Regions from separate parts of the Homo sapiens genome. Here region 1 is linked to region 2. Evidence: chromatin contacts called from ENCODE Hi-C data. All regions are on one chromosome and are shown on one strand. Each heading gives the region's core, a stretch centred on a gene start or an enhancer-like site at or near the end of the contact. The rest is flanking DNA. Distances are from core to core; before and after follow the strand shown. Region 1 holds the start of TTC23-AS1 (TTC23 antisense RNA 1). Region 2 holds the start of LUNAR1 (leukemia-associated non-coding IGF1R activator RNA 1).

Region 1 (4,099 bases), core at 683-3,182, 120 kb after region 2:
CTTTTCACTCCCTTACACCTGCCTCCTGGGCCCCAGGCCAAGTCAGGTGTGTCGGCCTCCTGCCCCTCCTACTGGGCTCTTTCTCAAACCCCTTTTCAGGCTCCGAAGAACTCTGAGGCAGGCTGCACTTTGAAAACACATGCTGACAGCAGCGTGTTCAGGTTTCCCTTTATTAGCGTTTTCTTCTCATGTTATTCTCAATCCCTATTAGCCTCCTATAAGAAAGGACTTCCTGAAGTTCACTGTCCAGATCTAACTCCACACCTATGCAAGGAGCTGTGTGTACAAGCAGATGCCGGGCTGACTCCTGCACAGGGCGCACTGAACTGTTGAAGAGAAGTTTTTCAGCCACAGTAGTGCTGATGGGTAAAAATTCTTGTTGGCAAGAAAAACCACTTAGGTGATAGAAAACTGCTTTATAGCATATATCACCCTGAAGGGCATCCACTGTCAAAATGTGGCCCACGGGAGGCTTATGGTCTCACTGTTGCATGTTGGGGCCAACAGTTGGCCTTGGAAATCTGTATCCTGACTGTTGAATTCCATTTTCTAGGCGGAGGTGATTTGTACAGCACCCTAAATGACAGTGCCCAGGAATGTCCTAGGCTTTTTCAGGGTGGGGGCCTCAGTCTGCTGTTGTGCCGGGCCGGGCCTTCCCCAGCAGGGTGTCCTGAGGGATGCTGGTGCAGAAGGCCACTTTGGCTTTTGATGCCTGCCTTGGCTTCGAAGCAACCTTGGGGGCCCTGCAGACAAGCAGAGGGTGGGGTGAGTGTGGTGCCCCTCAGCCCCCCACACCGTTCCCATCCAGCCTTTGCTGCCCAGCAGGTGCCCAGACCCATTTATGAGAAGACTTGGTAGGGGCTATAAATGAGAGGAGAATTGTAGCACAGAGCATAAAACATGAGATGTTTTCCTCCCATCTTTTATTTTTTTAATTTTTTTTTTTTCAGACAGAGTCTCACTCTGTCACCCAGGCTGGAGTGCAGTGGCCCCATCTCGGCTCCCTGCAACTTCCGCCTCCCAGGTTCAAGCAACTCTCATGCCTCAGTCTCCCGAGTAGCCAGGATTACAGGCACATGCCACCACGCCCAGCTAATTTTTGTATTTTTAGTAGAGACGAAGTTTTGCCATGTTGGCCAGTCTGGTCTCAAACTCCTGGCCTCAAGTGATCCACCGCCTCGGCCTCCCAAGGTGCTGGGATTATAGGCATGAGTCACCTCGCCTGGCCCCTCCCATCTTTTAAAATCACCTGTGACCATCCTCACTGAGCTGAGGCCCTCAACCCTTAGCTGGCTTGGTGAGCAGGACATGGGTGAGGAGGATGGTCAGGGTTGCACTGGAGGCCTCCCTGGCTCGCCTTCCCTGCCCTCAAAGGGGATGGCGCCCTGCTGGCCAGGTTGTGTCTGCTCCGGGCTGTGGCCCTGTTTCCCTGAGCAGACTCAGGCAGCCCTGGGGCTGCTCTCTGCGGACCAGGCTCTGTGAGGTAGGCCCTCCACGGCAGAGCGCTGGGCCTCTGCTCGGGCTGAGAAAGGACGTAGGGGCCAGCCTTTAAGGTCAGTCAGTGAACCTTCCGGCTCCAGTCCTGACGGGCATCCGAGGGCAGAGGGAAGCCGGAAGCAGGGCTGCAGGAGGCCACAGGGATTCCCGGGGCCCTCCCCCTGCAGCAGGTGCCTTAGCCTGCAGGGGCTGGTCTGCAGGAAGACAACATCCAGCATATATTTCTGACTTAAAGGATGAATTATTTTTAAATACCTGGGCAAGGAAGATCTTTTACAACTCGGGTTTCAAAGGAACTTGTCCTTTATGCAAGTTATGGGAAGTCAGCAAAACATTCCAGAGAAGGTTACACAGAACCTTCTAGAACCAGCTTTCTCTTGAGATTCTGAATGGAAAGGGAATGAGATAGAGAAAGTGTGAGGGACGCCAACTCACGTGGACAGCATGCCCATGGCCTGCTGGGTGGCCAGAGTCCTTTTGTCCTGCGGTCCATATAAGAGGGTCTGGATCTGGAGACACTGTAGAACACCAAGCAGCTATCATGAGGCTATGGAAGTGTCGCTGAGAGCAGGAAACTAAGGTCTCCCTTGAATGAGAGAAAGATGACCTCATTCTTAGGCCCTGCTGTGATGGAATTAGCATGCTCCTGGGATGTCTCCTAGTGACTGACCTTTGGTTTGGATGTTCTGAGGGATCTAGGCAAAAGTGAACAGTTTTAGCACTATTTCACAAAACTCTCTGTGACTATCTGTATGCAAAAAATAGATTTAAAAGTAGTATTTTTAAAAATAAAGGCAAGAACCTTGGTACTGACCAGAGGATGGGCTCCAGTTTCTATTTTTAAATGTGGCCCTTGTTATAGCCTGGAAAAGATTTAAAAAAATAGTTTTGTTTTTTTTGTAAACACATACTCTACTTTTATTAATATATAGGCTGTCTATACTCTTGACTACACAGCAATGTCTTAGTTATTAGGAACCAAATATTCAGCTTATGGACTACCCAGGGCTGGCTTTGGCTTGATTTCTCCCTTCTGCTTACTTTAAGTCTTGCCATTTGATTGCTTGTAGTAGGCTAGGGCAAATCAAGGAGAGGAGAAAGATTAAAGTTGTGCCCAAAATGGCCAAAATAATTTTGAGAAAGAATGAGGTGGAGAGGTGGAGGAACTTGCTTTACTGAATGCCAAAGACCCTTTTATTTTTTTAAATAAAGTAATTAAGACAGCATGTTTGTCACCCGGGGTAGACAAAAAGACCAGTGGAACAGGGCAGAGAGCCCAAGCCTTGACAGATGACAGAAATGGCCTTGCGGGATTGGTGAGGAAGAGGTGGGCTAGTCAATAAATGGGTACTGGGACCGCTGGTTTTCCAAATGGAAGAAAATGGATCACTACCCCAAATCAAACACAAATATTAAGCTCAAGAAAGATTTGAAGGACTAAGTGTGAAATGCAAAACTTGGAGCTTTTAGATGAAAATACTGGAAAATATATATATATATATTTTTTGATGGAGTCTCACTCTGTCGCCCAGACTGGAGTGCAAGTGGGGTGATTTTGGCTCACTGCAACCTCCACCTCCTGGGTTCATGTGATTTTCCTGCCTCAGCCTCCCGAGTAGCTGAGATTACAGGTGCCCGCCACCACACTCAGCTAATTTTTGCATTTTTAGTAGAGATGAGGTTTCACCATGTTGGCCAGGCTGGTCTCAAACTCCTGACTGCAGGTGATCCACCTGCCTTGGCCTCCCAAAGTGCGGGGATTATAGGAGTGAGCCACCATGCCTGACCGGAAAATACGATCTTGAGGTAGGGAAGTATTTCTTAGACAAGATCTAGACAAAGCAAAAGTGAAAGACTGATAAAATGTAACTATGTGAAAACCTAAAATATTTGTGCACCAAAATTCACCATAAGCAAAGTAGAAAGACAAGCCACGCTGAGGAAAGATTCTTGCAGTGCACAGAAATGAGAAAGGTTTAACATTCAGAATACATGAAGAATTCCTATAAGGTAATGAGAAATACCAAACCAAACCAAAACCTCTCAATAGAATAACACTCAAAAGATATAAACAGATTATTCAAAGAGTTGAAATCTGATGAAATAAACATGCTTAATCTCATTAACAACCAGAAATACAAACTAAAACCTCAATGAGGTAGGTACCATTTCACCCACCAGACTGCAAAAACTACCAAGTTTTGTTAAAGATACAAAGCAACAAGAATTCTTTTATATATTGATAGTGGGTATTCAAACTGGTATAGCCCCTTTGTAAAACAATTTAGCAATATTTAGTAATGAATATGTAAACTGTGATATGTATATATTATATATGTATGTGATATATAAATGTTTGATATATGTATGTGTATATATAACCACATAGATGAATCTCATGATTACAAAGTCAAGGGGAAAAAGAAAACGACAGATGAATGCATATAATATGTATTATAATTTAATATGAAGTTTTAAAACATGCAAAACAAAACCATAGTAAAATAAGAAGAGCATGGGAATGATATCAAATTTAAAAAAGTAGTTATCTGGGGATGGGGTAGGTATAGAGGGGACTTCAACTGGATGGGTCATGTTTTAT
Region 2 (4,082 bases), core at 1,213-3,712:
GTCTCAAAAAAAAAAAAAAGAAAAAGAAAAGAAAAAAGAAAAGAAAACTGTGGGACTTTAAGAAAAAAACATAGAAGACCCGAATAAAACAAAGGATGCCATGTTCTGTAATGGGAAGATTCGAAACTTTAAAAATGTTAATGCAAACCGATGTTAAAGACTAGATGCAACTGGCTTGCCTTCCCAGATATCCAAATATATGCTAAAAGCTAGGGTAATTAAAATAGTGCAGTGTTGTTGTAGAAATAGGAAAACTGTCAATAAAACAGCTAGAATGTGTATGAGAATTTAATATATAGTTAAAGAGATAATTCAAATTAGTAGCGGAAAGAATATACCATTTAATGGTGTGGGAACCATGAGATATAGCTAGATCCATTCCTTATGCCATATAGGTCAGTAAATTATGATTGGATTAAAATTCAAATCTGAAAATCAAGACAGTAAAAATACTGGAAGTAAATTTAGAAGAATTATTTTCTAGTTTTGGAGTAGTTTCAAAATACTCATGCGAGACGCAAAACTCAGAAACTAAAAGGAAAAGAGGAGGTATTTGACTAATACTGACTTTGGATATAGGAGTTGAATGAGAAGCAGGGAACTTTTCAGTTCATTATTCTTTATATATACTGTATACACACACACACACATACATATTTTAAAAGAACTGTTCAAGCTCTATACATGTAATTTTTTTTTTTTTTTGAGACAGAGTCTCGCTCTGTTGACCAGGCTGGGGTGCAGTGGCGCGATCTTGGCTCACTGCAAGCTCCGCCTTCCGGGTTCACACCCTTCTCCTGCCTCAGCCTCCGGAGTAGCGGGGACTACAGGCGCCCGCCACCACGCCCGGCTAATTTTTTTTGTATTTTTAGTAGAGACGGGGTTTCACCGTGTTAGCCAGGATGGTCTCGATCTCCTGACCTCGTGATCCGCCCGCCTCGGCCTCCCAAAGTGCTGGGATTACAGGCATGAGCCACCGCGCCCGGCCCTATACATGTTATTTTTTAAAAACAAGAGAACTTTAAAAAATGTAACAAAAACGTACATCAAAAAATGTATACTTCAGACCTTGAAGAAATATATTCTACATTTTTACAGCAGACATTAATGAACCTTTAGTCCTGTGTGCCTGTGGCTGACTGCCACAATTACTACTTGAGACCGTCACTATGACAGTTATTACCGTTACTACTTGAGACCGTCACTACGACAGTTATTGTTACTACTTGAGACCGTCATTACAGGACTGAACGAAAGGACAAACGTAGAAATGATTAAAGAAATCTGTTTTAAAGGAAGGGGAAACCGGGAAGAAGGGAGCTCCCTGCTTCTAGTGAGCGAAGGCAGCCCCCCGAGCTTCCACAGCCCTTCGCATTCATTGGGAGAATGAGCAGGGAGGAGGCCCTAAGACTGGTCAGCTGTTTGATTATCACAAGTTCTCATTACTAACAGGCTTCAGTTGTGTCTAATCCTAAACACTTGCACCTGGGTGGTGACTGCCCTCAGCAGTCCTTCTGGGCGGCAGACACAGGTTGTCAGTTTGCCAACACCCTGCTCTCATGAGAAACAGTTTGCTGCTTACTCACGTGGCCTCCAGTGGTATACTGAGTTGATCACGACCCTCAATCTTTCGGCCCCTAAGAGCCGCAGGGGGGTGGGGAGGTGCCAGGCTGCTGAGGCCTTTGGGTTCCTAGGCTGCTGGCATTTTAAAACCACCACTGTATTCCACCTCCCCTTGGATAACACGCAGAAACAGGCCAAGAAGAAATTACCTGCTGTTGGTTATTTCTATTTCAAATGAATACTAGCTGAACATTTACTAAATGACATTGTCAGGTTTCAGCAAAAGCGGCCTGTAATAGTTGGGTGAGGACAGGGAAAGACTTTGAAATGGGCAGAAAAGATTACGGGATGTCCTGCAGGTTCAGTGTGCTTTGGCCTATTTTTCAACTGTCTAAATTTTCGCCGCCAAAGTCGCCAAAACCGCCTCCGCCGCAGCCTCCTCAAAAGCCGCCCCCGCCGCCGCTGCAGCCAAAGCCTCCTCCTCCTCCTCTTCCTTCTCTCTCCTCCCTCACCTCCTCCTTCCTTCTAGGAAGCTTACTGGAGTGAAACTTGAACGTTTTCAAAAAAGGTTAACGCAAATGATTCTTGTCCAAAGAAACAGAAATAATAGAAGTGTGAAGGGGCGTGGGAGGGGGTTGACATGTGCCGCGTTCAGGCCCGGGGCACCGGCGAGGGTGGGCGTGTGAGCGGGGGGTGGGGGCGTTAACGGTGTCTTCTCCCCACAAATGAAAGAGAAATAGTAAATTCTCCTGGGGTGGCGAATCAGGTGGGAAGGTGGAGCCCACAATCTTTGCAAACTCTCTGGGGAGCCAGGGGTTGGTAGCTGGGAAGACTGTTGGGTGGTGACCCTGGGGGAGGGGAAGGGGCCGGGGAGCGGGGAACGGGGGCAGCCCCTGGGGAGGAATGGGAGAGGGAGGAGGACGCCAGGGGCACAGGGACAGCCTCCGGGGCGGGGCGCGGCGCCAGCCTAGCCCGAGGATGGAGGCTGAGGCCGCCTGTTGAGTCACAGGTAAGGGGAGCCGCTCTGGCCAGGCCCAGGGCCGCCCTCGTTCCTCCCGGAGCGCAGCGACAGCTCCTCCCCGCGTCTCGGGTTTCAATGGCTCGACCTGCCGGAAAGCCCCGGGCCCGCGCGCTGCAACAGGATCCCGTAAACAGCGCGCGGCGGCCAGGGAAACTTTCCCCGGAGCCGGCGCCGGGGTGCGGCGAGCCGCGCACCTGTTGTTGCCTCGGGACTGAACTGCAGCGGCGGACCGGCGAGCGGGGGGCCTGGACGTCGAGTGCGGGGCCGGCGGGGCCCCCGCACTCACCCTCGGGAGCGTTTAAGTCCCTCCCGGGAAGAAGGGGGAGGAAATGCTCGGGGGAGCCGGAAGAGGCACTGCCAGCATCAACTCCACGCGCGCCCCGGCCTCGGCGCCCGGCCTCGGTCACGGCTTCTCTCGGAGGTCCCCCGGGGACACCGGGCGCCGGGACTGACCCGGGCTTGCTTCCCAGGCGCGGGAGCGTGGGGAAGTCCCTGCCTTCCCAGGGTCTCCGCTGTCTTGTCTGTGAAATGGGAACCGCACAGTGGGGGAGAATTCTTTACGGCCGCTCGGGTTACTGCCAGCGCCCCTTCCGCCCCCGCCACCTTCCCTGCGCCGGGACGCCTCGGCTGTGGTCGGGGGCGCAGAGGTGGAGCGGGTCGGGGTCGCCGGAGCCCGGGCTTCGTGCCATTTCTGGCCCTGGAGCGCGCGCGTCCCCGAGCCTGTCGCTTCCCGGGCCCCAGGGGGTGCCATGCTTGGCCCTATCTCCAGAAAACCAGGCAGAGCGGGTGCACCTTCTGAATCTGAAAGCACGTGAAACAAAACACCCCAAAGCCCACCAGCCCCTGAGGTGCTCGGATAGGAGCAAGAGTAGCGCCCTTGGATGCTGAGAAAGTGCCTCTTTACCTCCTGCCCCTTCCCTTCTCCTTGTGGGGACATGTGGCGGGGCCGGGTGTGAGAATGAGACCCGTTTCCCGAGGGAAGGAGGGCGCGGTGACCGGCTGTTCCGGCCCCTACACGTCCAGTCCGACCCGTTAGGCGCCCTGGCCGCAGGTGGCCCGCCCTCCCCAGCAGCAGCTCAGCCGCAGACTGGCCACTTTCTCCCGCCACACGTCTCGGTAGGGAACAAAAAATCTCATAAAGGCTCCTCTACCTTTTCTTGGAAGGCAACTTTAGAGGCGATTTACGCTCTTTTATGACTTGCTCTAAAAGCTGTGACTTAGAGTTGCTTTTCTGCTGATTTTAGGCGAGTTAAGGAGGGAAGGTAGCGATTAGCCAATTGTATGGATTAGTTACATTTTTCGTGGACGTTTTAGTTGGCCTAGAGATTGAGAAAGGGTTTTTTGTTTATTTGTGTGTTTGTTTTGAGACAGAGTCTCTGTCACCCAGGCTGGAGTGCAAAGGCGCAATCTCATCTCACTGAAACCTCCGCCCCGCCCCCACCCCCTCCCGGGTTGAAGCAATTCTCCTGCCTGAGCCCCTCGAGTAGCTGCTTCTACA

The links. A loop is a pair of places that touch in the nucleus more often than their neighbours do. Pooled maps may share reads with other maps.
Region 1: a loop to region 2 is called in a map of transverse colon, with 11 times the contacts of the local background. The contact joins the promoter of TTC23-AS1 here to the promoter of LUNAR1 in region 2. A Hi-C loop is called at or near these places in 1 of 168 maps with a recorded cell type or tissue (transverse colon) and 1 of 50 pooled maps.

The regions. Positions count from the first base shown.
Region 1 is chr15:99,137,385-99,141,483 of GRCh38, forward strand. TTC23-AS1 (TTC23 antisense RNA 1) reads left to right here and starts at 1,933. Exons shown (of 2, transcript NR_186223.1): 1 at 1,933-3,655. It overlaps TTC23 (tetratricopeptide repeat domain 23), which reads right to left. Exons shown (of 14, transcript NM_001288615.3): 13 at 1,933-2,015; 14 at 1-743. The coding sequence ends at 626. It also overlaps a transcript of SYNM not described here.
Region 2 is chr15:99,012,242-99,016,323 of GRCh38, forward strand. LUNAR1 (leukemia-associated non-coding IGF1R activator RNA 1) reads left to right here and starts at 2,463. Exons shown (of 4, transcript NR_126487.1): 1 at 2,463-2,572. RefSeq lists enhancers at 2,572-2,671, 3,037-3,812, 3,522-3,651 and silencers at 2,832-2,911, 3,132-3,201, 3,272-3,331.